Linked DNA regions of Homo sapiens: region 2 is linked to region 1. The links are chromatin loops, found by intact Hi-C in ENCODE. Cell type or tissue: HepG2. All regions are shown on one strand. Links, peaks and the distances in the headings refer to the core of each region. The heading gives the core; the rest is flanking DNA. Region 1 has its middle 11 kb from the start of CENPE. Region 2 has its middle 34 kb from the start of TACR3.

Region 1 (15,980 bases), core at 2,732-10,731:
CAATCAGCAGTTTTCTGCTTCTCAGTTGTTGGCAAGTCCATCCTTCCAGTTATCCAGGTGCAGACTCTGGAGCCATGCTGCTCAGCTTCTCACCTGAAAATTCTGTCAGGGCCACCTTGAGAAAATTTCAGACTATGAAAAGTTTGTCACAACTTACGCTTCAGCTACCTGGTCCGAAATATCATCATCTGGCACTGAGCTAATCTCAGTGTTTCCACCCTTGCCCACCCCCACTGCCAGTCTGTTCTCAACACAGCAATTTGAATGATTCTGTGAAAATGTGTCAGATCATGTCACTCCTCTCTCAAGACCCCCAGTGCCACACCTTCACCCCCACCCTCTGATTTCTCTCAGAACAAAACCCAACGTCTTTCAGTTGTCTCCCAAGCCTCACATGATCTTGCCCTTTGTTTGTGCTCTGGCCTTACCTCCTACCACTGTCCCTCCCCTTTGCTCTCCCCACTCCAGCCACACGGGCCATGGGCAGTTTCCTGAATCCCAGACAAACCCCCTCTTGAGACCTTTGCACTGGCTGCTGTGTCTGGATGGAAGGCTTTCACTCCAGATATACATGTTTCCCTCCTTCCCATTGATTCCAGTGTTTACTCAAATGTCACCCTCTCATAGCTCTCTCTCTATAAAACACCAACTCCATTGTATGTTACTTCTATTTCTTAAATCTTCTTCTTAAATTAGTTACAAGATTATTTGTAACTTTTAGACATAATATGTGTATGAGTATTAATTTATGTATATATGTCTCCTCCCACTAGAGTGACATAGTTTTTGTTTACTCCTTGTCCCCTGTGTGTACAAAGATGCTTGGCATAGAGTAAACGTTCAATTAAAAATTACTTATTACTTAAGTATTACTCAAATACTTATTGGCATAATTTCTGGAAAGATACACAGAATACACCTAGCTTTCTTTGGAGGGAAAGGACTGAGTTGGAAAACAGATTCACCTTTCATTTTATATTATTTCATAACAATATTTTAACCACATGAATATTAGTTTCTCTCAAGTTAAAGAAATTAGTTGACATAAATCAGTGTGTAAAATGGAGTCTACTCATTCAGATTTGTTTTGGTTATCTAGCTCTGAGCTCATAGAGATTATCCTTTTTCATGACTAAATTGTGAAGAGGCAGGGCTGCTTCTAATAAGATAATCCAGAGTATTGTGGTGTATACATACTATGGAATACTACTCAGCCATGAAAAGGAATGAAATAATGGGATTCACAGCAACCTGGATGGAATTGGAGACCATTATTCTAAGTGAAGTAACTCAGAAATGGAAAACCAAACGTCATATGTTCTCACTTATAAGTGAGAGCTAAGCTATGAGGACTCAAAGGCATAAGAATGATACAATGAACTTTGGGGACTTGGGGGAAAGGGTGGGAGGGGGTGAGAGATGAAAGTCTACACATTGGGTACAGTGTACACTGCTTGGTTGATGGCTGCACCAAAATCTCAGAAATAACCACTAAAGAACTTATTCATGAAATAAATAAATTAAAAATCAATAAATAAAATAAAAGGATAATAACCAACATGCATGGAACTGGAGGCCATTGTCCCAAGTGAAATGACTCAGAAACAGGAAGTCAAAAACTGCATGTTGTCACTTATAAGTGAGAGTTAATCAATGAGTACACATGAACATTGTAATAGTCTGTTCTCATGGTGCTATAAAGAAATACCCGAGACTGGGTGATTTATAGAGAGGTTTAATTGATTCACAGTTCTGCATGGCTAGGGAGCCTTCAGAAAACACAATCATGGTGGAAGGCGAAGCAGAAGCAGGCACCTTTTCCACAAGGAGGCAGGAGAGTGAGTGGGAGCAGGGGAAATGCCAGACACTTATAAAACCATCAGATCTCTTGAGAACTCACTCAGTAACAGAGAACAGCATGAGAGAAACCATCCCCATGATCCAGTCACTTCAGGTCCTTACCATGACACATGGGGATTATGGGGATTAAAATTCAAGATGAGATGTGGTGGGGACACAGCCAAACCATATCAGACATATAGAGTGAATAATAGACACTGGCAACTCCAAAAGGTGGGAGAGTGTGAGGGGACTGAGGGATGCAATACTAACCATTTGGTACAATGTTCACTATTTGGGTTATGGGAACACTAAAAACCCAAATTTCATCACTACGCAATATATCCATGTAACACAACTGCATGACATGCACAGATGTACCCCCTAAATCTAGAAAATATTTCAAAAAGAGAAAAAAGAAATAAACATGTTCTAATAAAAAAGAGATGGATCAAGTAAATCTGACTAAAAAAAAGTTAAAAAATATAAAAATAAAAAGAAATTGAGTGGTAAGGGAAAGCATAAAGATTAAATAACCTATCTAAAGTTATGGAACTTCTGGCAAGAGAGGCTTAACATTTGGATGCCTACCATTTCTCTGATAGGCAATCGAAATTTTTTGTTAATTTTTTTTTTTACCTGAAAGATTAATACCTGCATATGGTCAAAAGATTCAAATGAACAGAAGATTCACAGTGAAAAACAAATCTTCCTACATTGACTCCTAAGGTGTCATTTCACCTCCCCAGAGGCAACTGTGCCATTTCCTAAAGTGTTCTCATCAAAATAATTTACAGATAGGCACACATATACATCTTTTTCTATATTGCATATCTTTTACACAAAAAGGTACCTGTCATACATGCTGTAGTGAACTGTGCTTAAATATGATCTTTATGTAAGTGTTTTCATTCAGTTTAGGAAGAAAAGTGAATTTCTGAGGCATATTAATTGCACACACTTTTATGTTGATGTTTCAATTACTGTTTTTTTCCCCAACTGTGTTATTTATGCTGAAGCTGCAGAGGGCACTGTAATCTTTCCCAAAACATGGCATAGCCTTGAATGGTATTTTGAAGAGTGTGAATATGGTGCAAACTGTAGGATTCGGAGAAGCTACTGATATTAAAAATATACATCAATTCAAATTACTCACCTGTTCTCTCTCATTTTAATGCATTTCATAGAAAATTAATAGTAATATACTTATTACATATAATCACCTTCAATGGGGTAATTTTTATTTCAAATTTTATTTTAGGTACAGGAAGTACATGTGCAGATTTGTCACATGGGAATATTGTGTGATGCTGAAGTTTGGGGTATGGATATCATCCATAGTGAGCATAGTGCCTGATAGGTAGTTTTTCAACTCCCTCCTCCCTCCCTCTCTCTCCCTTCTAGTAGACCACAGTGTCTATTGTTCCCATATTTATGTCCATGTGTGGTAAATGTTTAGCTCTGCTTATAAGTAAGAACATGCAGTATTTTATTTTCTGTTCCTGCATTAAGTTGCTTAGGATTATGGCCTAAATAGGAGTAATTTTTGTTTAACAGAGAGAATGCCTAATTTTCAAAGCATCTATTTGAAAGACATCTATTTGGAGACATCTATTTGTAATGATCACAGACATAGTATTTCTCACCTTTTAATCACAGTAACAGGGGATTTGTATGGCATCATGGGAACTGCTCTGGCCTGGGTCAGTCCAAAGACTATTTCTAAGCTATGCTGCATTGGAAAATCATTTATCTCTGTGTGTCACCATTTTCTCATCCATACAATGAGATAATTGGATGAGAAAATTTCTAAGGGTTTTTTTCAGCTTCAATAATTCTATAATGTCTTCATTAAGGAAAGAAAATTGAATCGCTAAGAGAATAGATTTTAAGTTACTCACACAAAAATATGTGAGGTAATGCATATATTAATTAGCTTGATTTAGCCATTCCACAATATATACATACTATTAAACTCATATTGTACCCCATAAATATAAGTACTTTTTGTCAGTTAAAAAAAATAAAAAAATTTTTAAAGGAAACTTGTTCAAATTGAGTATGGATGAGTGTAAAATTGAATACAGATTTGTGAGGGAGTAGGAAAAGTGATCTGTGTTACCAAGAAAATCTAAGATAGTCACAATGTGGCAGAGGATGATGGCAGCCCACCAAAATCTATTCTCTTCTTTCTGGCCAGAAAGCAAGATTACATTCCCAGCCTGCCTTGCAGTTAAGGGCCACTTCTAGGCCTATATAGAATTCCAGGGGTGCACTTTTCCTGCCTCATCCTTGGTGAGCATCCTTTCTCCTTTTCTTCATTGATTCTTCCAAATCCTGACCACTTTCTTCAAGCCCAGGTTTCATCTTCATCTTTATTGAGAAATCAGGACCATCAGGCAAGATGTCTCAACTTCCAGGTTTCCCACCCTACCTCCTGCACTTCTACTGATTTATATCCTCACCAACTCTTCCCTCTTTTCATGCACGTCCAGAGTGAAGTGTCTGTGGTGTCTGAGATGAGCCCTTCCATTTATGTCCTTGGCTCCTTTCTCTCCAGTGTCCTCTACATCCTTGCTCAGGCAGTTATTTTCTCTCTTATTTCAGAAAAATGCTAGAAAATAACAAAAAGAATCATCTGTAATTTCACCTTAAAAATTATCTAAATTGCCTAGTGAATGTTCCTTCTATTACCCAGTCATCAAATTTCATCTTCCCTAAGGTAATCTATGTTAATTAAATTTATATTTCTTGAATATATGCAATAAATCTATGTGGATAACCAGATGTTTTCATATTTTCAAGAATAAGATTATTCTGTAATTGATCTAAAATTTGCTTTTTACACTAACAAATCAATATATAGATCTGCCTTTTATATTGGCTGCATAATATTCAATTATATGGCAGCATTATAGTTTATTCAACCATTTCTTTCTTTTCTTTTCTGTTTTTTGTTTTGTTTTGTTTTTTTTTGGAGATGGAGCCTTCCTCTGTCACCCAGGCTGGAGTGCAGTGGTGCGATATCGGCTCACTGCAACCTCTGCCTCCCGGGTTCAAGTGATTCTCCTGCCTCAGCCTCCCCAGTAGTGGGGATTACAGGCACCCGCCACCATGCCCAGCTAATTTTTGTATTTTTAATAGAAACAGGATTTCGCCATGTTGGCCAGGCTGGTCTTGAACCCTTGACCTCAGGCAATCCACCTGCCTCGGCCTCCCAAAGTGCTGGGATTACATGTGTAGGCTACCGCACCCGGCCTCAATCATTTCTTTATGTATATTTAGATTGTTTCTAATTTTCAATATTGCTTATAATACAAAAATCCATCTGCATATGTCTTTCCATACTTACGCTTTTATTTTCATAAACTAGATTGCTAGAAGCTAAAATGCCGACTCAAATGATGTGCTTGTTTTGAATTATAACAAGTACTACCAAATTACTTCTCAAATAATTTGTACCAATTATATTACAACCAAGAGTCTGTGAGTGTCCACTTCCCCATTTCTTCATCATCACTGGGTACAAATCAATATTTCTAATTTTTGTCAATTTTATAGGAAAAAGATATTTTATTTTCATGTGCAATTCCCTGATTACTAGTAGGATTGAGCATCTCATCACTGTTTATTGGTAATATTTATATCTTATTTTTTGCATTGTACATTTGTACTGTGTAGTCCTTTGCTCCTTTGCCCAGTTTTTTTTCATATGGATTGTCCTTCTAATTGACGTGTTATAAGTCTTTAAGTATTACAGATTACCTATCTAGCAAATATTTCCATTTGGTCAGTCATCATCTTCTAAATTGTCTTTGTGTAAGGTTTCTTTATAGCGTCCTTGTTTTTGTCCATTTGGGAAATTCTTCCCTACTTTGAGGTTATAAACATGTTTTATTACTTTTTCTTTTAACTTTTGTTATTTTATTTCTTTCATTTACAAATTTAATTCTTTCTTGTGGCTTTTGTTTTTAACTCTCTTGATGGGTCTGTCCACTCAGTGTATAAATATTTTAGGTCTTTTTTTTAATATATATAATTTGAAAGCTTTTCTTTGTGTTACCCTGCATGTATCTGAAAGCCTTTCTCATTTCTTTCTTTTAGTCTATGAAGTAATTATATTTACTGTCTCACTTCTTTGTTTTCCATTTAATCTTCATATACTTATAATTTGGCTTACAATCCTACTGTCATGTTAATACAATTAATCTATGTGCACCACAGTAAGTAAATTTCTGAACCAAATGGACATTTTTCAGTGCTTTGGGGCATTTTTAGTGCCTTTGGGCATTAGGTAGTCTCCAAAGATGGCTGCTTTGATTTTCTCCCCTCGCTGTTGTGCATTCACCACTCTAACCATCAAAAGATGGATTCGATTTACCCTCGTCTTTAATCTGGTCCTCTTTCTTCCTAGCACAGTAGTCTCAGGATAGCTAAATTTCTTACATGATGGCTGGCTTTGCAGAATAAGATGGAAGCTGCTAGGCCTCTGAAAGTTTAGGCCCAGAGCTGGCAGAGTCATTCCCACCGTAATCTCTTGGGCTAACTTCACAAGCCCAAGCTAGCCACGTGACGAGGCCACATGGAGGAGCTCTAACATGCCAGACACGAGTGAAGCCTCTTTGACCTTCCAGGTTAGACCAGTTTCTGATCAATGCTGCTTTGTAAATTTCCCTGGCTAATGCTGCATAGAGCCAAAGAAGCATCCAACTAACTCCAGTTGATCCCCTAAATTGTGAGAAATAATAAAATTCAGTCTCTTTGGTGAATAGTTCTAATGAAGTTTGACAAATACACGGAATTGTGTGATACTCACCAGAACAGTTCCATCATCCTCCAAAATTCTTTTGTGCTGCTTGTTTGTAGTCAACCCTCCCTTACATCCAAGATTTGGAAACCACTGATCTGTTTTGTGTGCTACTTTTGCCTTCTCCAGAATGACATAAATGGAATTTTACAGTTTATAGCTTTTTGAGCCTGATTTCTTTCACTTACGTTAATGGATTTCAGATTCATTGTGTTATTGTATCAGTACTTTGTTCCTTTTAATTGGTGAGTAGGATTCTGTTTTTTGGATTTATCACAGTTTGTTTTATTCAATCACCAGCTGAAGGACATTTGGGACATTTGTTTTCAGTGCTTAGAAATTTTGAATATAGCTGCTAGAAACGTTTATACACTGGATTTTGTGTGAACATCACTTTTTATTTCTCTTGGATAAAATATCTAAAATTTAATTTTATAAGAAATTGCCAAACTGTTTTCCAAAGTGGCTATACCTTACATTCCCACCAGTAGTGAATGAGTTCCAATTGCTTCACACATCCTCATTTGAGTTTGGTATGGTCATTAAAGAAAACCCCTAGACATTCTAATAGGTATATAGTAGTATATCATTGTGGTATTAATTTGCATTTCCTTAGTAATTAACGATGTTGAGCATATTTGCATGTGCTTACTTGCCATATATATATATATATCTTCTTGGTGAAGTACCTGTTTAGATAGTTTGCTCACTTCAAAAAATTTGATTGTTTTCTTACTTTTGAGTCTTGAGAGTTCTCAATATATTCTGGATTCAAGTCCTTTACTAAATATAGAGTTTGCAAACATATTCTCTCAGTTTGTGGTTTTTCTTAACAGTGCTTTTCTCTTAACAGTGGCTTACACACATCAAATGTTTATAATTTTTTGAAGCCCAGATTGTAATTTTTTTCTTTCATGAATTGTACTTTTGGTATAATATCTAAGAACTCTTGGCATGACCCAGAGTTACAAAAATTTTCTTCTACGCTTACTTTTAAAGTTTTATAGGTTTACATTTTAAAGTAGATCTATGGTCTATTTTGTGTTAATTTTTATATAAGGTGTGAGATATAGGTTGATATTTACTTTGGGGCATATGGATAGTCATTTGTTCCAGCTCATTTGTTGAAAAAATTGTCTTTACTCCATTGAATCACTTGTGTACCATTGTAAAAAAAGTCATTTGATCTTACTTATCTGGTTATATTCCTGGACTCTGTATTCCATTTCATTGATGAATGTGTCTATCTTTAGTTGTTACTGTTTTAAGCCATTAAATTTTGTATTTGTTTGTTATACAGCAAAATGTAACAATATGTGACACAGTCACTGTGAAGAACTTTGAAAGGGCTGAAATTTTACTCCTCTTGAAAGCTAACAAGTTAGTCTGCCACAGTTTCATGAATCCTGGTGGAAGACTCAAGACTTCTGGGACAAGGATGAAGAAAAATTTACTAATCAAACCAATAGCCATAGCCAAAGTATTTGCATTTTTGTGTTGGTTTTCTAAACCCCAATTCCCATAAGGTGATGCAAAGAGGGCCAGGTAACACCTATACACACAGGTATAATTTAATCACTGATGCACAAGAGATACAGTAATACCACTATTAGTATAAGTGGTAAGTGACATAGTAGTTCCACTGATGTATTTCAGCCTCCCCTTCTTTCTGTGGCTGATTTTTTTTCCAGAATGAGGTCAGACATTATCTTCCAAGCAGCCTCTGGTTATTTTATCTTCTGAGTTCCTGTAGCATCATATGTAGTATTATGACTGAGTATTTTATCTTCCTTATTAGGCAGTGAGCTCTTCGAGAGTAGGCTCTAACTCATTTTCCTTATACTCTAATTTGTCAAACTATTAAAACATTTGATGTACTTCCTTTTGAAGCATCTGTTGATACAGTTACCATGCCTTCACTATCTTGATGATTTCACAAGAAATGGAACAAATGGAATACTTGTAATAAAAGGCCCTATTTTTCTTGATGATCGTTTCCCAAAGAAGTTATTTCTGTTCTGAAGGAAGTAGCTGAAAATACCTATGAAGTAACTGCTTTCCTGAAAATAGTACTTGTTATAGTATAAGTAGAAGGGGCCTTAACATATAATTTTTAAAAGGCTTATAGCTGTGGGTAATACGAAGTCTCTAAAATACGTGCATGCCAGTAATATTGAGAACAATGCCATTTTATTCCAGGATCCAAGAAGGGCATTGCATAATTAGCAGAACAAATTGACAAGCAGGGCACATAGTTTACATTTCCATGGTAGGTAAGAATGACTATTTTGATTACAATTTCATGTGTTTTGTTTACTTTTTTTTGGTGGGGGGACAGAGTTTCACTCCTGTTGCCCAGGCTGGAGTGCAATGGCATGATGTTGGCTCACCACAACCTCTGCCTCCCAGGTTCAAGTGGTTCTCCTGCCTCAGCGTCCTGAGTAGCTGGGACTACAGGCAAATGTCACCACGCCCAACTAATTTTGTATTTTACTAGAGACGGGGTTTCTTCATGTTGGTCAGGCTGGTCTTGAACTCCCAACCTCAGGTCATCTGCCCACCTAGGCCTCCCAAAGTGCTGGGATTATAGGCATGAGCCACTGCGCCGAGCCTCCTTTGACTTTCACAGCCTTCAATGTCTTCATCCTAGTACAAGAAGACACATTGAATTTTTATAATAAAACATTTATTAAATTTGGTGAAGTATGAGATCTGCTCACCAGTAAAACATCCTGGTTTAACTTTATTATTGCTTATATTTTTGTAAGTATTTTAAGCATAACTATTTGGTTTGGTTTTTGAAAGTTATTTTCTGAATATTTTGGCAAATGAACGTGCAAGAACATCATGAGTTTTCTTGGTGCACAGAATAATAATGCTATGGGTTTATCTGGGAACCTAATAGTAGAGCTTGCCATAGCGTAACATGGAGCTCTTTGCTGGAGTGTACTTTCTGTTGTTAATTTTTTAGTTTCTTCTAAACAGGTTTGTAATTTGACTTTTCTATTTCTGAGAAAATCTGTCATCTTAAAAGAAACTTTTAGAGAGTTAACTGAAAGTGAAAGCAAGTTCCAAGGAACCCCCAAAGAAATATCATAACTCATCACTTTATCCTACCACCAACTTTTGCTGCTGTATGAAGCAACCTAACTCAACCTTGTAGGAATTTATGCATCTACTATTTGGAAACATAGAGTTAAATGCCCATAATATATAGCTAAGAGATTTGAAAGAGTTTGCCTCTGAGGAGGGGGTGTGGGCAGTAGATGCGGAGTAGGGAGTGTAAAGTATGGTTTTTGTTTTCAGCCTTCTAGCACTAACTTATTTGAAATTTATGTGCACATAGTATTTCAATAAAAATAGAACAAGTTATAAAAAGAAAACATAAAAAGAAATGATCAACCCCCAAACTGGGCTTAGTTCTTGTATTATTTCTTATAGGCTGGAAATAGACCCACAAAAAGGAGGCTGGATTGACCCTCCTTTAGTGGAGGTTTCCCCAAAGACCCTCCTGGAGTGAAGGGTCCCCAGAGGAGAGTGAAACACAGGAGTTAGGTGGTTGAGGCATGAGTTGGCCATGAGCAAACAGTGAAGGTGATAAAGGATTACTTATACCAAGAGAACCACAGATGAGAGAATCTTCCAACATCCCCAAATAAAAAAAGTCAATACAGTTGCTTCCCAATGCAGTCTACTCCACCCTGCTTTCCAAAGTCTGATGTTCCCTGTTTAAAAGGGAATCTGACTAAAAAGCCAGCAGTTTTGGGATTCTTTGACATGTGGCTTCTTCACCAAATCCTGGTATCATCTCTGTGAGAAAGATGAGAGCAGAATCCACTTGCATCATCAAATGTTCTGGGTCTTCTTTGCTTGTCAATTGAAAAAATAGTAAAATAAAATGAAAGTATCTCAAACTGGACTACAATGTCATTCTTACCAATCTTTGTACCTTGACCAAACTTTGTCATTTGAATTAGAGTGTTCTATATTGGGAACAAAGTTGGCCAGAATGACTTAATGGCTTATAATGGGAGCTAGGAAAGATGGGACAAGGATTGCTGCCCACTATATAGGTATGACTTGCTATGGTCCATTCCCTTTGGAGGCATTGAGCTCTGGTTTGTCATCAGTGGTATTTATCTGGTTATCCAGATAAACCAGAGGAGGTCTCCATGTAGAGTAAAAGGAAAAAGGAATGTAGGGCTTTGGTGGACTCTCCTGGATTGTAGGGAGGAGTCGGTAAGATAGAGGGCAAGTAGTGGAGCTAAACATCCCCTGTTAGAGCAAGTGCCTCTAGAGAGATAATATCAGCTTTTCCAGGCAGATGGCTACAAATGACATTCTTTCTGTCTCTCCCAGAATCAGGATGTCTAAAGCTATTATTTTATTTTCATTTCCCTCCAGGATCACTTCAGTCCACTAATAATCACACAATAAGAAAGATCATGAACTAACAATTAGCCTACCTAATTGTATCACTTAACCAGTCTTATTTCTTTAACTGTTGCCCCCAAAACAGGAGCCTTCTCAACTGAATTAATGAAGGCAAGATACATTATGTCAACTACATAATGCTGATTGATTATTGAGTATCTCTTTATGTCAGGAACTAGGCACTTGGGATGCATCTTTGAACAAAACAGATAACAATATTTTGCTCTAATTATGCATTTTTTGTTTTAATCACATTTAGTGATAGCTTAGACCAAGAGATTAAAAATTTCAAGTACATCTCCATTCCTTGTAGACCTTTGTGCTCTACACACACACACACACACACACACACACACACACACACACACACACACAGAGACATCTTAACATTTGAGGTGTTTAATGGTAAATGTTGAAGTACAAATGTGCTTTTAACTTTATTGTTTTCTACCACTCTTATTTTTTTCTGCTAATGGCCATAAAGTACATTCTTTCCGAATCTTAGTTATATTTGCTTCTTTTTTTGCTAAGATATTTTTAACCACTGGATAGCAAGAGTCAAATAATCATGTACAAGTTTTTAATTTTATCTCTCTCAAACATGTTTTTGCTTTTGAAGCATTATGTATACTGTTTTATTTCTTTAAGTAACAATTAAATTCATAAAGTTAGAGTTTGTCTTATATAGTAATAAAGATGGTTTCCTTACTCCACTTCCTGTATTCAAACTATTATCAATGATAGATAATATATAGGAGAGAAAATTAAAATTAAGTTAGAATTTTTATGAACTAGAAATGACATAGCAGTATAAAGTGGTGAAAAGGCTAAAGCCCAGGATCTGCTGGGAGTCTAGTCCCTATGAATTAAAGGGTCGGGCAAGAAAACCAAGCCAGATTTGAGTTTGAATTCAGGAACTACAATAGAACTTTTCTATTCAGCAGAGGAGACTGATAAAATTTACTATCAGTATCTGCCTAGAGCTGTGGTTTAATAAAGCCTGAGTCTATGAAGGTTTCTGGATATAGTGTTTTGAACAGATGTTGAGCCAAGCTTCCTTCTGGTGCAGCAAATTAATTTATTTTATGTTCAATAGTACTGAGAGGCAGGAGCTCAGACCAACCAATATGATATTTGGTTCTGGACTGTAAAACTACTGGGAAAAAGAGAGGTGAGCGGAGACAAGAGAACATCAGCAAGAACCTTCAACTAGAGAAAAAAAATCCAAATTTCAAAATACGTGGAAAATTAAATTTAGGAAACACATCCAATAAAATCAATAAGTGAAAGGTCAATGTATCCTAGATGAATGAAAATAAAAGCATGATCTGAAGGGTCTTTTAAAACATGTTGAGGCCCCTCAAACATACAAATGAAGGGATAATTCACAACAAGAAAAAAAAACAAAAACAAAAATGAAGAACATATGCATATAAAAAATGAAATCTTGGAAATGGAAAGCATAATAATTGAATTAAAAAACTTTAATGTTATCTGACTTCGAATTGTACTACAGAGCTATAGTAATCACAACAGCATGTAACTGGCACAAAAACAGACACATAGACCAATGGAAGAGAACTGAGAACCCAGAAACAAGCCTACACACCTACAATGAACTCATTTTCAACAAAGGTGCCAAGAACATACACTGGGGAAAAGGGAGTCCCTTCAATAAATGGTGCTGGAAAAACTGGATATCCATATGCAGAAGAATGAAACTAGATCCCCTATCTCTCTCCATGTAAATCATCAAATCAAAAAGGACTAAAGACTGAAGTCTAAGACCGCAAACTATGGAAGAATTACAAGAAAACCTTGGGGAAAATCTCCAGGACATTGGTCTGAGAAAAATTTTTTGAGCAACACCCCACAAGCACAGCCAATCAAAGCAAAATGGACAAGAAGGATCACATCAAGTTAAAAAGCTTCTTCACAGCAAAGGAAACAAACAACAAAGTGAAGAGACAACCCATAGAATGAGAGAAAATATTTGTAAACTACCCATCTGACCAAGGGTTAATAACCAGAGTATATAAGGAGCTCAAACAACTCTATAGGAAAAAATCTAAAATAATCCGATGAAAAAAATGGGCAAAAGATTTGAATAGTCATTTCTCAAAGGAGGACACACAAATGGCAAACAGGCATGTGAAAAGATGCTTAAACATCATGAGTCATCAGAGAAATGCAAATGAAAACTATACTGACATATTATCTCACCCCTGTTAAAATGGCTTATATCCTAAAGACAGGCAATAACAAATGCTAGTGAAAATGTGGAGAAAAGGGAACCCTTGTACACTGTAAATGTAAATTAGTACAACTGCCATGGAGAATAGTTTGGAGGTTCCTCAAAAATCTAAAAATGGAGCTACCATATAATCCAGCAATCCCACTCTGGACATATACCCAAAAGAAATCAAAGAGGTATCTGTACTCCTATGTTTGTTGCAGCACTGTTTATAATAGGTAAGATTTGGAGGCAACCTAACAGTCCATCAACAGATGACTGGGTAAAGAAAATGTGGTACATATACACAATGGAGTACTAGTCAGCCATAAAATAGAACGAAATCCAGTCATTTGCAACAACATGAATGGAACTAGAAATCATTAAGTTATGTGAAACAAGTCAGGCAGAGAAAGACAAACATCACAAGTTCTTACTTATTTGTGGGATCTAAAAATCAAAACAATTGAACTCATGGACATAGAGAGTAGAAGGCTGGTTACCAAAGGCTGGAAAAAGTAGTAGGGGGCTGGGGAAGAGGTAGGGATGGTTAACAGGTACAAAAAATGATAGAATGAATAATACCTCTATTTGATAGTATAACAGGGTGACTATAGTCAATAATTACTTAATTGTACATTTTAAAATTACTTAAACAGTATAATTAGATTGTTTGTAACTCAAAGAATAAATGCTTGAGGGGATGGATACCCCATTCTCCTTGATGTACTTATTTTACATTGCATGCCTGTATCAGAACATCTCACTTATCCCATAAATATATACACCTACTATGTAACTACAATAATTAAAAATGTAAAAAATCTTTAGATTGGGAAAACAAACTATAATGTCTACTGATGGATGTCCTACATACTGGAAATGTAGTGAAAATGGTGATGGTGATGTAGAATGAGGAACTGGTGCTTGTGAAGCAGGTTCACTGTGCACTGCTTACCACTTCAGAATCCTGGGCTGCACTTTTACTATGTACCTGAGTCTTGTGAGATAAAAAAACTCTCTCACACACAAATTGCATAGTTTTGTTACTTATAGATGGGCAGAAAGGGACAACAGAAGCCTACGAGTTATGATGAGCCAGTCCCCGGGGGCTCAGGAAATCTGCTCAGAGCAGATGGAGTCTCCTCTGAGAGTGCCTTATTGCTCCCAGGGTAAAAAACCCAGGGTGGGCTGCTTTCCAGGGTCCCTTGTACCACAGCTGAGGGACCCTGGAAACCAGCCCACCCTCAATTTTTCACCGTGGGAACAATAAGACACGCTGGCTGAAGCGATGAAGGATATACTGTTTCTAGGGGCAACAGGGACAGAGTCTGTGCTCTTCTGGCCACCTCCTCCTTATCTCAGGATGTTGCATGTCCAGCACATTCTAGTTAATTCTGCAGAACTACAAGTAAGAAATGGGGGAGAACTGGGTTGGTTCAACACCACCCATGGAACTGTCCTGCAGTAATGTCATGTATGGAAAATTATACGGGAATATGAAAAATCAGTAGAAAGAAAGAAAAAAAGATATTATTAGCACATAGAATAAACTCTAGACAGGTCAAAATCAAATAGAAAATTAGTAAATTGGAAGATAATATTTAGAAATGGGCTCAGAATGTAGCTGAGATAAACAAAAAGTGATTTAAAAATATGAAGGATTCATTAAAAGAAATGAAGGATAGCTGCAAAGACTGCAACATACATACTTATAGACACTCTATGAAACCCTACAAGTTCCAGGAGATGCAAATAAAGGAAATAAAGAAGCAATATTCAAAGAGATCATTTCTGAGGAATTTTCAAAGTTTGAGAAAGATGTGACTTCTTAGATTGAAAGTGTACCCCAAAAAGCATGTAGGACCGTTAAAGGTAACTCCATACCTAGTCACAAATTTGTGAAACTAGAGAACATGAAGAATAAAGAGAAAAGTCTTAAAATCTTCCAGAAAGAAAAAGAGAAAAGATTACCTAAAAGGCCTGACAATGAGAATGTGAGCAGACTTCTCACTACTAATAGTATGTGCCAGAAGATATTTGTTAATTATCTTCAAATTGCTGCGGTAAAATTACTGTCGACTAGAATTTTATATCTAGCTAACCTATCACAAGAGTGAGGGTAAAATATAGACGTTCACAGACATAGAAATAAGAGAACTTAACTAAAGCATATTCCGTAAAGAGAGGAGGAACGAAATTAAAAAAAATGATAAACACAGGAAGTGGCAAAATATGTTGATGAATTTTACTAACTTAAAAAGAAGATTGAGGGAGGCTGGCCAGGATTGCCAACTAGAAGCAGCTAGTGTGCTCTGCTCTCAGAAAGAGAAATAGAAGGGGCAAGTAAATACAGCACCTTCAATTGAAACATCCAGGTACACACATTGGGACTCATCAGGAAAACAGCTAAACCCATTGGGAACAGAGAGAAGCAAGGCAGGATTACTGCCCACCTGAGAGTGACAGGGAGCCAGGGCAGCCTCCCTCTTTCAGGGAAGTGGTGAGTGAGTGAGTGACCCCAGGGACCCATGCTTCTCCCATGGATCTTTGCAACCCTTGGGTCAAGAGAGCTCCTTGTGAACCTCTCCACCAGGGACTTCAGTCTGACACACAGAGCTACGTGAAGTCTTGGCAGAGCAGCTGCTCAGGTACATATGGAACCTG
Region 2 (15,980 bases), core at 5,127-13,126, 550 kb after region 1:
TAGGTGAACTTTTATAATTTAAAATCATAGTTATTTTTGGATGCTTAGTGAATGTTTAGGTCATTTCCAATTAAGAAAGGATTGTGACATGGGGAAACCTTTTTTAAAAATTGTGCAATATTCTCATCTATAAAATGCTAATACCAGATTGACAGTTCAGGATTTCTCACTTCCCAGGTCTTCACTGAAATTTAAGGTTATTGAGACAAAGAATTCTAGTTTACACATAATCCTGTAAATAAGATGTGCCAAAAAAAATGTGTCCTTATTGAAAGAATAACTTTGTCTCGTTGAGAAGTTACTAAAGGTTAATTTAAACAATGGACTTTGAAAGGTTATTTGTGAAACAAGCTAGGAACCAGTAAGTAGGGGAGAGAGATGAAGAAAGTTATCGATACATGATAATGTATTTTTGGTAAGGAAGGTTATAAAGAAAGGAGGATAATTTTGTAGGAGAAAGGATCTTGGTAAATTCTTATCCTAAAGTAAAATGAAGAGAAAATTCAGGACAAAACTGAAGGCCCAAACATGTTATAGATGGTCTGTGTAAGTCATAAGTAGTTTTTTTTGTTTGTTTGTTTTTCTGTATGTCTGCCTTCATGCACATACAGGGAAAATAAAACATTTAAAAAGTTAACAAAATATTAATAGAAAACTGGAGATATTTGGCTAATTAATATTGCTCATAGTTAAAAATGAAGGTGAAGTAGATATTGTGAAGAAATACATTGGCAGTTTGGTAATTCTTTAAAATAGTTGAGCATGAAGCCAGATTTAGCGTGGAGCCAAATTTCACAAATGCTTGCATTTCTTTGTTTCACATGATATTTGCTATTCTGCATACAGTATTAACACTAAGGTGCTTACTGGTTATGTGCCTGAAGTGATTATCTTAATTTCACAAAGTGTATGATGGTGTTGGTAGATTTAAAGATACTAATCTTTTTTTTTTTTTTTTTTTTTTTTTTTTTGTGTGTGTGTGTGTGTGTAAAGCTCTGGGTAACACTGTAGCTTCGAAGGTAAATTAAGGATGCTGTTATAAAGACACAGGCACACGTATGTTTACTGCGGCACCATTCACAATAGCAAAGACTTGGAACCAACCCAAATGTCCAACAATGATAGACTGGATTAAGAAAATGTGGCACATATACACCATGGAATACTATGCAGCCATAAAAAATGATGAGTTCATGTCCTTTGTAGGGACATTGATGAAATTGGAAACCATCATTCACAGTAAACTATCACAAGGACAAAAAACCAAACACCTCATGTTCTCACTCATAGAGGGGAATTGAACAATGAGAACACATGGACACAGGAAGGGGAACATCACACTCTGGTGACTGTTGTGGGGTGGGGGGAGGGGGGAGGGTTAGCACGAGATATACCTAATGCTAAATGATGAGTTAATGGGTGCAGCACACCAGCATGGCACATGTATAATATGTAACTAACCTGCACATTGTGCACATGTACCCTGAAACTTAAAGTATAATAATAATAAAAAAAAATAAAAAAAATTAAAAAATTAAAAAATAAAAAAAGAAGAAATATGCAAATCGAAGGTAAATTAAGGAGAAGAAAATTTAAGGTTGACTTTGTTTTTTGCTTTTAATTCACATTTATTTGCTCTTCTTTCGGTTTTACTTGGATATACATACATAAAGTAACTGTTTAGTTTCTAGTGGAAGGCTTTTATTTGGTTCTCTGAATAGTCATTTTGCTTCCTAATAATTTCCAACAATTCATTATTTTCTGTTCATTTAAAACATAAGCTACTTTTGTCAATAAATGATAGAGTGTACCAGCCACTTAAAAATGGATTGGTTTGGTTTACATCTGATAATATAGAGAGCCGTAAGAGCTTTAAGTTTCCTGGCCAAAAATTAAAGAACAGTTCTGTTACTAGAATGCTAGCAATTGGACATAAGCAAAGAGTAATCTAACCACTTTAATACAATGGTTTGATGTGCTGCAGGCAATAACTACTAGATGTGAAACTAGTGTTCAATTTGTGATGTGTTAGAATAATAGGGCTTTCTGTAGTATTAGTAAACTGAACCACTAATTTCTAAATGTTATGTCTAAATATTCGTTGAACATTGGCTTCTGTTCTTAGCATAAGTGCCTATATTATACTTGATCATTTATATTGTAGATAGACTACTTTGCTGTAAGATAAGTTTCTGCTCACACATTATCAATAGAGTGCTCTTTTACTGTAATTTTATTTCTATATTGCTCTTAAAGTCTTTTGATTATCACTTTGGTTAAATGAATATTATTTTGTAATGACCTGTGATTCCATTTTGAGCAAATGTTTTGAGGCTTTCAACATCTTTGATAAACATCTTATCAACTAATCCTTGTGTTGTAATAGGATTTGACTCCTGGGTCTGAAAAATGGCACCAACTCCTGCTAAATGTTGAACATTGACACCAGCCAAAGCCTCTTCTTCAAACCCAGGAGAAGATGACAATCAAACTACTTTAATGAGACACAGGGCCAGAAACTAAAACTTCAATCCCTCCAGTCCCATTGGAAGAGGTTATTATGGAGGATCTTAAGGGCTGATTTTGAGGGATAAAATTAGTTCAGGCCCTCCAAATCAATTGTGTTCAGGCACACAAATGCCTAAATAGCTGACAAATTAAGGAAGTTTGCCTCTCTACATTCCTTAACTCAAATGAGTCTAACAAAGTGCTTATGTTTTGTATAAATAATTGCTACAAGTCAGTATCTAAGACTAGAAATCAATTCTGTAAACTTACTTTTTGAATTCTGTGTTTTGGCTTTTATGTTGCTTAAAAGGTTTTAAGGGTTAATGAATACCTGCCCATCTCCATTCTTGTCTGACCTAGGACATTTAATTGGGATAAGTCTTTTGGCCATAGGGGTTCTACTAAGGGCCAGGATAGACCTGGGGGAGGTAGCCACACCACCTGGCAATGATATGGGACAAAATAAAACCTTAGCCATTGATGCTGACTCTGGCAAATCTTGGCCAAGAGGGGGAAATACAAAGTAAAAATAAAATCCTAAGTCCCTCTGCCACTGACTAAGTGGACCTACTTGTGGCCAACAGAACCCCAGAAAAACCTTACAACTGAGTTCCCAGCCACGATGGGATAAGAAGTCAAACATGCCTCATTATACCCCCTTCCTTTGTCGTTAGATACAACAACTGACTCGACCTCTACAGGCCTGATTGAGGCTTACCCTATCAGGACTGAGAAAGCTACCAAAGCCATCAAAGTAAAGCCTTTAATGAAGGAGATAATTCCTGTCTCCAATGTGAAAATGGAGCCACTTTTGTAGTTCAAGTAGCTCCAGAATTATCACAGCTATTGAGTATTAATTAAAAACTATGTTCATCTTGGAGAGTGCAATCTTCTGGAAAGACTGAAAGAATGAGTAAGACATTAAAGAAATCTTTCTAGAATATGCCAAAAAACAAATCTTACACATAAAAATCTTGCCTCTTGCCCTGCCGAGAATGAGTATCACCCAGAAGTGGGTTGGCTCTTAACCCCTTTGAAATGTTGTATGAGAGATCATTTCTCTGTCTCGTGGAATACCTGTCACTTAAGGATTTTTCTTCCTCTGAAACAAGCTAGATTATATATAAAAAAAACTATGAAACACATTAATTAGTCTCTCTGAGTTTGCTTCCAAAAGACTCCAGTTCCCTATGGATGTGCCTCTTCACTCTGAAACCCGGGGAACAAGTCCTGCTGAAGACCTGGAAATCCACCAGGCTGAAGGTCGTCTGCAACAACAGGGTCAGCCCCTTCTCGGTGCTGCTGACCACCCACTCATCTGTCAAGTTAGGCAGTGTTAAGCCATGGATTCACTGCTTGGGTAAAACCTGCTCCTCTGGGACTCCTCCAGGGGATAGCCATGGTCTTGTGAATCCTTGAATGGCCTTAAATTAATATTTAGAACTCAGACAAGGACTCTAGCTAAGTCAATTATCCCATGATACCCATCCCTAGCATGAACCAGGCAAAAAAGTTGATGACCTTATTCGCCATGATGGAGAAATTGATAAGTAAAAGGGGAGACTGAAACCAGCCCAATTTTAACCTTACATCTTTTTTCAGGAAACTGACAATCAGGCCTTCTGTATGATATCAAGGAGCTGAGGCTTTTAGATCACTACACTCAATGAGATGTGCCTGTAGTCTGTTTGGCCAATTTCTCTTCCTTTCACCCTACTAATTCCTATCTTACCACACATAGTTGCAATGAGGTGCTTGACCCTACATTTGGTCATCTGCTTCCTGTTGATCAACTCTTCACCCTGCTCCTCCTGTTTTCCTTCCCTGCTATAAAAACACTTAACTTAGTTGAAGAGTGGGGATGGATTTGAGGTTTGACTCCTGTCTCTTTGGCTGATGTCACTGGTAATATAATAAAACTTTATTTCTTAGCAATACACATCGTCTCAGTGATTGGCTTTCTCTGTGGTGAGCAAGGAGACTTACTCCTTGCTCTGGTGTTTGGTGACACATATATCTGATCATCTTTCTGTCATCTAGGAAGCTATGTGGGGGCTGGCACTGTCACTGGGCAATAGGTGTGACTCAGTCTTTGTCTCCTCATTCTCTCCTTTCCACCCTCAGTATTAGATCTTTTATAATTTACTCTCCCCTCCTCAGCATCACTCCAACTTCTTTTTTGAGATAGTTTAGTAATTTTTATTTTTATTTAATCTAAATATTCCCTGAAGAATATCTGTTTGTTTTTTAAAAAATTCTTTTATTTTTAATTTTTGTGGGTATGTAGATAGGAATCCCTTTCTCCCAGTTGAGATAGGGTTTCAGAATTGTGATCTGGCATACTTTTTTTCTCGTAAAAAGTAGGATTTTGTCTAGAGGAGACTTTGGAAGTATTTCATGAGAAGGTTACTCTTTTCCCTCATTCTGCCAGAACAGCAAGGAGATCTTTTTGGCTCCTCATAATGAAAATCTGGAAGGGTTCTTGGAAGGAGAGTCCATCAAAATATAGGTTATTCTAAGACTACAGCCCCATTCCCGTTGTAGTCCATACTCAGCCTCCATCAATTATCAAAATTACTATTTTTCTTCAAGTTTTTGTTTCCACAGGTTTCTGCTCCAGGTAAGCAACTTTCAGTTGCTTTATTTCTTTGGATGCCCCTCTCTCTCCAGATTTTGGAGTGGCATTTGGCCTATGACATTAGTTCTTTAATGGGCCTTTGCAAAGTCATAGCTTTTTTATTGTAAGGATGGAAGTAAAGAATTCTAAAATCTTTACATGTTGGAGCTGAAACTAGAACAGCTCTAATGAATTTTTAGAATATGCTTCATGTATTTCTGCCATGCTTTTTTGTACTGTCAAAGTAATGCTGCTTGTTATGTATTGATTTTCAAGGAATGCATATATACATGTACACATGTGCCTTAATATTGAATAACAAAACATTGTTAATATGCTAAAATGATTAAGTGAAATATGTAATACATTTCAGGTAAGATCATTAAAATCAAGACAATTTCTAAGAAAGTTTATATTTAACTGTGTATGCTTGAAATGGAAATAGAAAAGCCATGGTGTATTTAAAACACTTTGTTATACCTGCCAGGCAAGGAAGGGAATAAGACAGAGTTGCTAAGTGAGAAATACACGGACAGTCTGCAGATGTGGGTACTCCAGAGGAAGCAAATGGAATTCTATTATTTGGATAACATTTTGACAAAAGACTGTGCTGTGTGGAAGAGTGTAAGGCATAATTGCATAAAGGAACAAAGAGGGTTAAGAGCAAAGCAAGGCCACATAAACAAAGATTGTAAGGGTCAGGAAAAAATAATATTAAGTAGTGGTGGATGAACCCCAGCCCACTGATGAGACAATGTTTTCAAAATTGTCCATTGTCTAAGCTCGTTTATCTGTGGATCAGTGTGCTTCATATCCTTTGATGAGTGCAGCAAGCAGACATACCTATTCAACACTAAAATGATCAATTTATGATGCAAGGCATTTTACATCTTAAATTTCATGTAATATCAGGTATTTTATAAGTGAAACATATTACTACTGATTTACTAATTAATATCCTCTAGCCATTAGATTTAGTATATTCATTATTTGTTCAGATAATAGTTTCAAATATTTTCTTTATTGTAAATAGTTTTTTTTGACAGTAAATTAATCGTTTCTAGTTTTTCAGGGAAAGAACAAAGGAGACAATAAGACAATATCTAAAACAATATTAAAAATAACCAATGTATTGAGACCTGTATTCCTAATGCAAGATAAGGCCATGGGGCCTGAGGCACCACTAGACCCTGAGCCTTCACTGTTTAAGGAAGGGAATCCCCACATTCCCAATGGGGCATGGTACACAGATGGCTCTGCCTCAGTGCTACTGCTGCCTGGACCACTGTTGCAGTCCAGTCTACTACTGACACCATATGGTTTGAAACTGGGTGTGGACAAAGTAGCCAATGGGCTGAACTTAGAGTAGTATGGATGGTGATCACCAAGGAGGTGACACCTTTGGTAATCTGTACTGATAACTGGGCAGTCTATCAAAGCTTAACCTTGTGGTTAAGTACCTGGAAAATACAGAAGTAGCTAGTTGGCCACCGACTCATTTGGGGCCAGGCCATGTGGCAAGACCTCTGGAAAATGGGCCATCAGAAAGAGGTAATTATTTATCATGTGCCAGGCCATATGCTTTTTTGCAACCCCAACAATGATAAGGCAAATGCCTTGGCCAAGTTCCAATGGCTAGAGTCAGCACCAACACGAGATGTGGCCTTGTGGCTACACCAGAAATTGGGACATATGGGAATTAAACTTATGCAACAGGTCAATTAGTGTTGGGGTCTGTCCCTGACCAAGCAAGACCTTTGGGAGGCTTGTCAGAAATGCCAAGCATGTGCTCAGGCATACCCTAAATGGAGGCAGCAGCCCAGTGTTACACAATGAGTAACAATACGGTGAGTGCCCTTGACCAGGTGGCAAGTAGACTACATCGGGCCACTGCTGAAGTCACAAGGGTATATGCATGTGTTAACAGCTGTAGACGTGGCCACAGGCTTGTTCGCCTACCCCTGCAGGGCGGCCGACCAACATCATACCATTCGAGTCCTACAACACTTACGTGCCCTGTATGGTTGCCCTCTGTCCATTGAGAGTGATAGTGAAACACATTTCACTGGATAACTGGTACAACAATGGGCACAACAAGTGGACATAAAATGCCATACAACCCACAAGCTGCAGGTATGAATGAGTGATATTACAGCCTGTTGAAGAATGGGTTACACTTGCATGCCACTCCCCATCTTGGTGGGGCTGGAGTTCCAGGCTGGACCTACTGCTCCAAACCTTGAATGAACAGCCACAGAAAGATAGGCCAGCCCCAGTGGAGGCTTTGTTACACTAGGCCACCACCCCCATTCATTTGCAGATACATACCAAGGATGACCACCTCCCACCAGGTATGGGGACAAATGGTAACCTGTTGTTGCCTGTCACAACACCCCTGAAGGCAGGGTTACAGAAAACCTGGCTGTGGCCATGGACACTCCAGGCACCCCACTGCCGGTGCTTGGCTATTGTAGCTCACTGGGGGGAGGGCCTACAGTATGACTCGCATGTCACTCCTTGGGTGTTCAATACATGGCCCCCACGGTTGACTGTTCATAGGGAAATGGGCCAGGGAAGAAACCCTCCTCTGAGGAACAAACGTACTGCCTGTGTGGCCTATTATGAGCTCCCCTGTGACTTTGGCACACATACAGGACTCAAAGGAACCATGGGGAGCTGAAAAGGTGTGGTACCATTGCCCAGGGCAAAAGCCTTTGGTGGCTGCATTGTTATCCAGAGATGAGAGGTGATATGGCTGTGTCCCTACCCAAATCACAACTTGGATTGTATCTCCCAGAATTCCCACGTGTTGTGTGAGGGATGCAGGGGGAGGTAATTAAATCATGGGGTCCAGTCTTTCTTGTGCTATTCTTATGATAGTGAAAAAGTCTCATGAGATTTGATTGGTTTATCACAGGTTTCCACTTTTGCTTCTTCCTCATGTTCTCTTGCCACTGCCATGTAAGAAGTGCCTTTCACCTCCCACCATGATTCTGAGACCTCCCCAGCCATGTGGAACTGTAAATCCAATTAAAACTCTTTTTCTTTCCAGTCTCAGGTATGTCTTTATCAGAAGCTTGAAAATGGACTAATATAAAAGGTTAGCCTTTATTTTGCCTGAAGGATGTGATTTACCTCTGTTAGTACCTGTGCTTCCTCTGTCATTTTGACCATAGATTAACATGCTCCAACTGCATTTGGACTGGGCCCACAACTATGCTGAGGTGGCCAATGTTTCCATCTGTTAGATCTGCCCTGCCTTTCCAGTACCAGCTGCAGAAGGCTTGCCTTGGCACATACATTCAGCGTCTTCAGAGGACTGGACATGGCTGGAGACTGGGGTCCCATGGCTGATGCCTGGACAAGCTCTGGACAAAGGATGCTGTAAGACCCACAGTGTGCCTTCCCCACGGCTGGCCCATAGCGTTTATGATGGGTGGGACTGGCTAGCGGGGGCACATGTAATACCCCAAGCCCATGCACTGCAGCGCATACAGCGACACTGGGGTAACACCCCTGTGGGATAGGTATCTGTCACAGCCTGTGTAAACATAACACATGTCATCACACTGAAGGTATGGTGGAACAAGCAGCCCCACCAAGGCCAGGCCCTGATGGATTTTGTGCCCCCTGGGAGTTTATGGGTCTCTGAGGACACAGGGTGGCCTTACCTACCAGTGGACTGGACTGGATATTGTCCCTGGGGATGGCCTTATTTATCTGCCACTGTTCTCCCTACATTGCCAGACACCTGTATAACTAGGAGGAGCTGTGCTCTTGGTTTTATTGAATGCAATGAGCCCCCTGGTGGTTCTACCCCTTGGTAATGTTTCATAACTATAGAAGCACAAGTTACTACTCTTGCAGAGCACATTGCTTGGGCTCTGAATTACACTCCAGTGGCCCTTGTCCTGTTAACAGGTGAGGTTGATCAGATCAGAAATGTTGTGTTGCAAAATCGAATAGCCTTAGACATAATAACTGCTGCCCAAGGAGGCACCTGTGCCCTTGTAGGAACACAGTGTTATACCTTTATCCCTGACCATGGGCAGAACATAACAGCAGCCCTACAAGGGGTCTCATGGGAGATTAAGGTGGTTGAGAGCCTTACTCACAAATCCCTGCAGAGATGGTGGGCATCCCTAGGCTCTGGCCTATGCTGGGCCCTAATAATAGCATAGCTGGGATCCTAGCAGTGACCTGTTGTTCTCTGTATTATTGTTGTGGGTTATGGATTCAGGGCTTCACCCTATGGGCATGTGTCCCAGCCTGGAGAATGCCCTTGGCCTAGGGAGTGGAGTGCAAGGGAAATGACTGCAGTTTAGCCAGGAGTAGGCCAAGGTGGCTTTCTGGCATAGCATGACTCAGCGGGTTTGGAGCACAGGCACACAACTCTGCACATTATGTAACCATGTGAGGCACATTAGGCGATCATACACGTGAGCTCATGATTGGCTTGGAGCCACTATTGTCTGTAAGAGGTATAATTACCCTGCTAACACTATACATACAGCTTGTGCCCAGGCTTACTCACACCCAGAGAGAGAGTAATGCCATGTCAAAACTGTCTACAATTCCTCAAGTGTTTTTCCAGCTACCTGTCACCCCACAAAAATAGTTACACTTTAAAATTGTTCTTAAAATGTATTAAAATATAACTAGAATGCTCCAGATTCTTGTACAAACAGTTCTAGCAATTACAACAATTGTGTAATGAGAATTCACATCCATGTTACTCATTCTAGTAATGCAAAAACCATTTTAATGTGTATTATGTATCTAGTATTTGCTGGACATTGTGCTTATTAGTGATTCAAAAAATGTTATGGCTTTGATTACTAACTAATGCTTACAGATATTGCACTGTGGCTACAGAGAATGAATTCAGTTTGTATTTTGTTTTCTTTAGGGAATTGTTTACATTATGTTTCCTTTTCATCACCCCCAGAAGTCATTTAGTTGAAACAAAGGCAATATCTTCATGACTAATTTACTACACTCATTTTTTATTTCTGGTAGAAACAAAGTTTGGTAGTAGCAAATAACTAGAAAAGAACAAACCTGGAGGAATAAAAAATTTTCTTAAACCTTTCTTATGAACACAAAACTATACTTTTATTAATCTTGATGGTATGTTGCAAGTTAAATAATACCAATTTACATGGAAGAAAGAAATACAACATAGGCAACACCTGACTCTTGTGTGACTCATAAAAAATTCCGGAGTAAATAACTCTCAATGATTAACATTTGAGGAAATAATTCTTAATAAAATTAGGCTAGCAAAAATTAGAAAGCAACAAAAATAGCAATTGATAATCATAGAAAACTAAAGACAACACTGATATACACAAATACTATATAATATCTTTCCATAAGGTTACAACTATTTAAAACATTCTGTGTCTATAACATTTTCTGGTAGAAACCTGATAAAGAGATCTCAGGAAATCCTCTTAGTAGATTGATTTTATTATAAAAATACCAAAGTCTATTTCATTTAGTATATTACTGTTAAATGGTTCTTAGTTTTATGTAACAGAGTAAAGGTTTTAGAATTATCTTTATGACACAAATCTGCTTTTCTGTATTGAATCATTTTTTAGCTCATTAAGATCACAGTCCTTGTCAAACACTTGTATATTTGTTTCATGGACTATTCTAAATTTAACGCTTGAACAGATTTGTTGTCAAATTTAAGGGATGGAGAAACCCAAATTATTTTAATTCTAACAAAATCCATTAACACAGTTCTAGACTTGATAAAAAATTAAATGTTTTATTTATTGCAGTTAGTCATTTAGTCATTTAAATATATATCCATTCAATGCCCATCTGTGTGTGGCATTTCTCTAGGGGCTAGAGATGTAAACATTATGAAGACCAGTGAGATTTCTGCTCACTTGGAGCTTACAATAGTAAGAAATTACACACTGCAATATGTGTAACATAGGAAACAGACAATAGATCTATGTGGCAGAATAATGGAGGTGCTGGGAATGGTGGTGGTAAGGCAGAGCTGACCTTTTACCAGATAGGGTCATCAGAGAATGGTTCTTTGAAAGACTGGCATTTGTATTAGTGCCCTGTTTCTTCTGTAACAACCACAAATTTAGTGGCTTAAAACAATACATATTTTCTCACACTTGTGAAGTTCAGAAATCCAAAAATGTCTCAGTGAACATCAAAGTGTCACCAGGGCTGTTTTTCTCTTTGCTATAGGCAAGAATCCATTTCCTCATATTTTCTAGCTCCTAGACACTGCCCACATTCCTTGGTTTATGGCTGCCTTCTTCCACTTTCAGCACCATTGAATATAGGTTGAGTTTTCACATTGAATCATTCTGACCTCTTATAATCAAATTCATCTCTATCTCCCTTTTCATCTATAAACATCCTTGTGGTTACATCAGGCTCATATAATAATCCAGGATAATCCCCTTTCTCAAAATCTTTAACTTAATTAGATCTCCTAACTCCTTTTGCCATATAAGATAACATATTTACAGCTTCTTAAGGTTACGATGTGAACATTTGGTAGACCATTACTTTGTCTGTCACAACATTTAAGTTAAATCTCATGAAAATCAAGCTTGTAAAAAAGGGGAGAAAATTCATTGTGTATACTGGCTCTGAGTCTAGAAAGCACTTGAAATATTGCAGGAATTGAAATTATATTACTGTGAATGTCTCATAGTGAACAACAGGGTGTCATGTGATGAAATTTTGTACCACAAAAATTTAGTTTACAAGCTGTGTTAGGCCATTCTTACATTGGCATAAAGAAATACCTGAGATGATAATTTACAAGAAAAGAGATTTAATTGGCTCACTGTTCTTCAGGCTATACAGGAAGCATAGTACCAGCATCAGCCTCTGGTGGGGCCTTAGAAAGCTTCCAATCATGTCAGAAGGCAAAGTGGGAGGAGCAGCGAGAGAGAGAGTTGGGGGTTAGCAAACACACACTTAAAACAACCAGATCTTGTGAGAATGCACTATCTCTAGGACAGCACCAAGCCATGAGGGATCTGTCCCCACGACTGAAACACCACCCACCAGGTCCCGTCTCCAACATTGGGATTACAATTCAACATGAGATTTGGCAGGAACCTATATTCAAACTACATCACAAACCATCAAATATAGAATGTGGTGAAACCTGATATGGAAATGATGTTAGATCTGTGTACTAACCATCTCTGTTCTACTTTCTATTTCACTTTTTCTTATGTTCTGAAGATTTTTCTTGTGTCCTCACCTAGAAAGTAAAGCCTGTCTTAGTTTGGATTGTCATAAAAACAGACCCTGAGATAAGGTTTTGAGTGTAAGTAGTTTATTGGAAAGTATGAGGATCCCTGATGGGAGCTGAGAAGGTAATATAAGGAGAGGAAGGCCATATGCTATCCAGTAGATGATTGAAGCTTACTGTTATGGGGGAAATCTGGGAAAATGTCCAAATGTCCAAAGGGCCAAGAAAATTGCTCTATAATGCACCAATTCTCAAGAGCCATAGTTTGAGGGATGCCCTTGGAGAATGTTTTCTCAGTATTTCATGCTTTTTGTATAGGAAGAACAGCAAAAGAATACCAGTTTCTAAAATCCCAGGAGAAACAGTCATCAGGCAGAGGCATTCGAAGGTCTGGAAAGTGTACTAGGAGTCATTCAGATATGGTGATGTCCACTATAAGGCCCTTAAAAACATGATTGTCCTATTCTTCTAAATCACAATTGTCTAAGGTAATGTAGAAAAGATGCAAAAAGCTGCCAGCTGTGGTTATTGACATTCTCAGTACTGCCAATTTGGTTCCAAAGAGCGCAGAGCACACTGTATATGGCAGAATTTGCTTTAGCATACCAGCACTTATGATTCATTGTCCTTGGCTTGGGATAGACTAGATAATAAAGAATGCTGTCACCCTGAAAAAGATGAAATTCTTTCCTTATAATATTCTCAGGACCAACCCTATTAACTTGTCAACATGACAAGGCATTATATAATAAAATGCAGACAGTCTGTATTTACTTTGAATTCTGAATGGAATGGACAAATCCCTGATATACAAGAGATGTGGAGAAAAATAAATGGGATTTGCAACACTTTCCAATGATTTAATGCTGATTTTTTCTGTTTCAGAAAAAGATCCTTTCACTGTCTTGTTTTCCCTCTGATGTGGGTATTTTATCTTAATAGAATTTTGTAAAATACTGACACCTTATAAAGAGGCAGACATTTACTGCTCTACTATGGTTTTTCATGGAGAACTGTCAAAATATGTTTTATGGTTCTTTATTTTTCTTTTCACACTTCTTTCTCAGTAATGTTCTCTTAGAAACCTGGCCCAAATTGAATTTTACCTTCCTTTGTACTTAGTGAAGCACAGCCCAAAACAGTTCTGATATGTCTCTTTCTATTTCTGGTAACCATAACTTTATGGCACCGTTATGTAATAAAGCTTTTCTCAAGGGAAAATGTGTGAAATATTTTTATTAGGAACTAATATAGACTATCACATGGGAGCATCAAGGGAATATGAGGTTTAAACCTCGCATCTCTGCTACTGTTAAATGTAGTAATGAATGGTCAATTTAACAGACTAAAATGTTTCTAGTCAATGCTATTTCCCACAATTAGTATGTTATCTGTACATCGTTCAACAAAGTAATCATTCTTTGTCAAAAAGTCCTATTTGAATATCAGGTTCTATACTGTACAGTAGCCCTTTTGCTCTAAGACAGCATTTTTGTATAAGAAAAAAATAGTAGTTTCTATTTTTAAGGATGTTATTCTTGACTTAGTTTCATTAACTCTGAAATAATCTATCAAGTCATTTGGATCACGTCATGAAACTTAAAGAGATGAACAGATAATAAAATATATCCCACACTGTAATGTACAGAACAGTGGTCCCAAATGTATGTTTATGTCTCAATCTCTAGAATCTGTAAATATGACTTTACATGGTATAAAAATGAATATTACTGTATATGGCAAAATATGATTGTGTTTAAGATCATTGTGTATCCTTAAACAGACAAAGTGACAGACACACAAGATGATATGAAGACTAAGACAGACATTGGAATAATGTGGCCACAAACTTCCAAGGAATGGTAACAGTCACCAGAAGCTAGACAAAGCAAGACATAGTGTCCCCCAGAGGCTGCAGAGGAAATGGGATCTTGCCGGCACCTTAACTTTGGACTTCTGGCCTCCAGAGCTGTGAGAATAAATTTTTGTTGTTTTAAGTGACCAAATTTGTGGTAATTTGTTACAGTAGCCACAGGAAACCAACACACCCTCTTTCCATTGGTAGAAGATAATAATGGAAATCATGTTGTAGACTTCACAAGTTTGAGGCCAATTAAAAGAAAATATGTATATGCTATACCTTTTGTTTGTTTTGGAACTTTCTATTTAATGTTGAGTAGATACAAAATAATTCTTATAAAATACATATAAGGAAAAAGAATCACAATACAACAAACAACTATGTACTCATCAGTCAGTTAGGAAATGAACATCATCATTTACTTGGTACCCCTCACCAATCCCATCCATAGCTCTTCCTTTTTGGATTAATCATTTATCTAATTTTTCTGTTTATCACTATTTTTAAAATAATTTTATTTGTATTTTTAAACAAGATATTGATTATTGTTGGATATTTTTTAATTTTATATTGATGAAATCATTGTATACTTCTGAAAGTTGTATATTTCTACTCAACATAAAATTCTGGAAATTCACTTATGTTGCTCCACATAATTTATTCATTTTTTTCTACTGTGTGATATTGCAGTATCTAATTATTAGACTAATGATATGGTTTGGCTGTGTGCCCACCCAAATCTCATCTTGAATTGTAGTTCCCATAATCTCCACATGTCATGGGAGGGATGTGGTGGGAGGTAATAGAATCATGAAAATGCTTCATGATTCTCTCTTGCCACCATGTGAAGGACATGAGCTTCCCCTTCCACCATGATTGTAAGTTTCCTGAGGCTTCCCTAGCCATGCTGAGCTGTGATCAATTAAACCTCTTTCCTTTATAAATTACCCAGTCTGGAGTATGTCTTTGTTAGCAGCATTAGAATGGACTAATACAACCCTAATTTATTTCTGCATTATATTGTTGATGGATTTGTGGTTTCTTTTATTTTGATATTAAAAAATCTTTGCTTCCCTATCTTGGTGAATTTGTACAAGATTTTGCTGCCATATATATCTACGAGTAGAATTACTTGTGTCATTGAGTTTAAATATTTCCAGGTAATTAGAATTTTTTTTAAAGCTTGAATCAAACTTCCGTAGAAGTAAACGATAGTTACAATTTCTCCAAATCTTTCTCAATAGTTTATATTATCAGACTTCTTAATGTGTGCCAAATGCTTGGTTGTGAAATGATATCACAATTTAGCTTGTTAATGCTTACATGCTATTATACATTTATTGGTCATTTGGGCATTATCCATCTTTGATAGTTTTATTAAAATCTCTTTATTAGTTTTTGTATTTGTGTTTGTTTATATTGATTTACAAGTATGCTTTATATTTTCTTAATTCTAATCCTTATTAGTTGCCTGTATTACAGATAACATCTCTCACCTGCTGTGCTCAGTTTTTACTTAGTTTTATAGTGTCTTTGTTTTTAAAAGTCTTATTTTAATGTGTAGAACAGTCTAACTTTTCATTTGTAATTGTTCTTGGGTCTTCTTTATGAAATTCTTTTAAAAAATGAGGTCTTGATTTCATCTTACAAATTTAGGTCTTTATTATATCAGGAATTTATTTTTTACATGTTGTATATGGTAAGAAATCTAATTTCATTTTTATTCCATATACGTTGACAATGAT

The links. Hi-C counts contacts between places; a loop is a spot of excess contacts. Peaks named below come from ENCODE experiments on the same cell type or tissue, not always from the same donor. Only the 100,000 strongest peaks of a DNase experiment are listed, where the experiment ranks them.
Region 2: a loop joins it to region 1, with 25 times the contacts of the local background. A loop is called at or near these places in 3 of 110 quality-filtered maps.

The regions. Positions count from the first base shown.
Region 1 is chr4:103,201,454-103,217,433 of GRCh38, forward strand. No RefSeq gene overlaps it. Among named protein-coding and RNA genes, the nearest start is that of CENPE, 11 kb to the left of the region's middle. In HepG2, for the core only: CTCF peaks have their summits at 2,862 (motif pointing right) and 6,427; a DNase peak (open chromatin) is centred at 6,418.
Region 2 is chr4:103,745,525-103,761,504 of GRCh38, forward strand. No RefSeq gene overlaps it. Among named protein-coding and RNA genes, the nearest start is that of TACR3, 34 kb to the left of the region's middle. In HepG2, for the core only: a CTCF peak has its summit at 8,930 (motif pointing left); no DNase peak of the experiment used is centred there.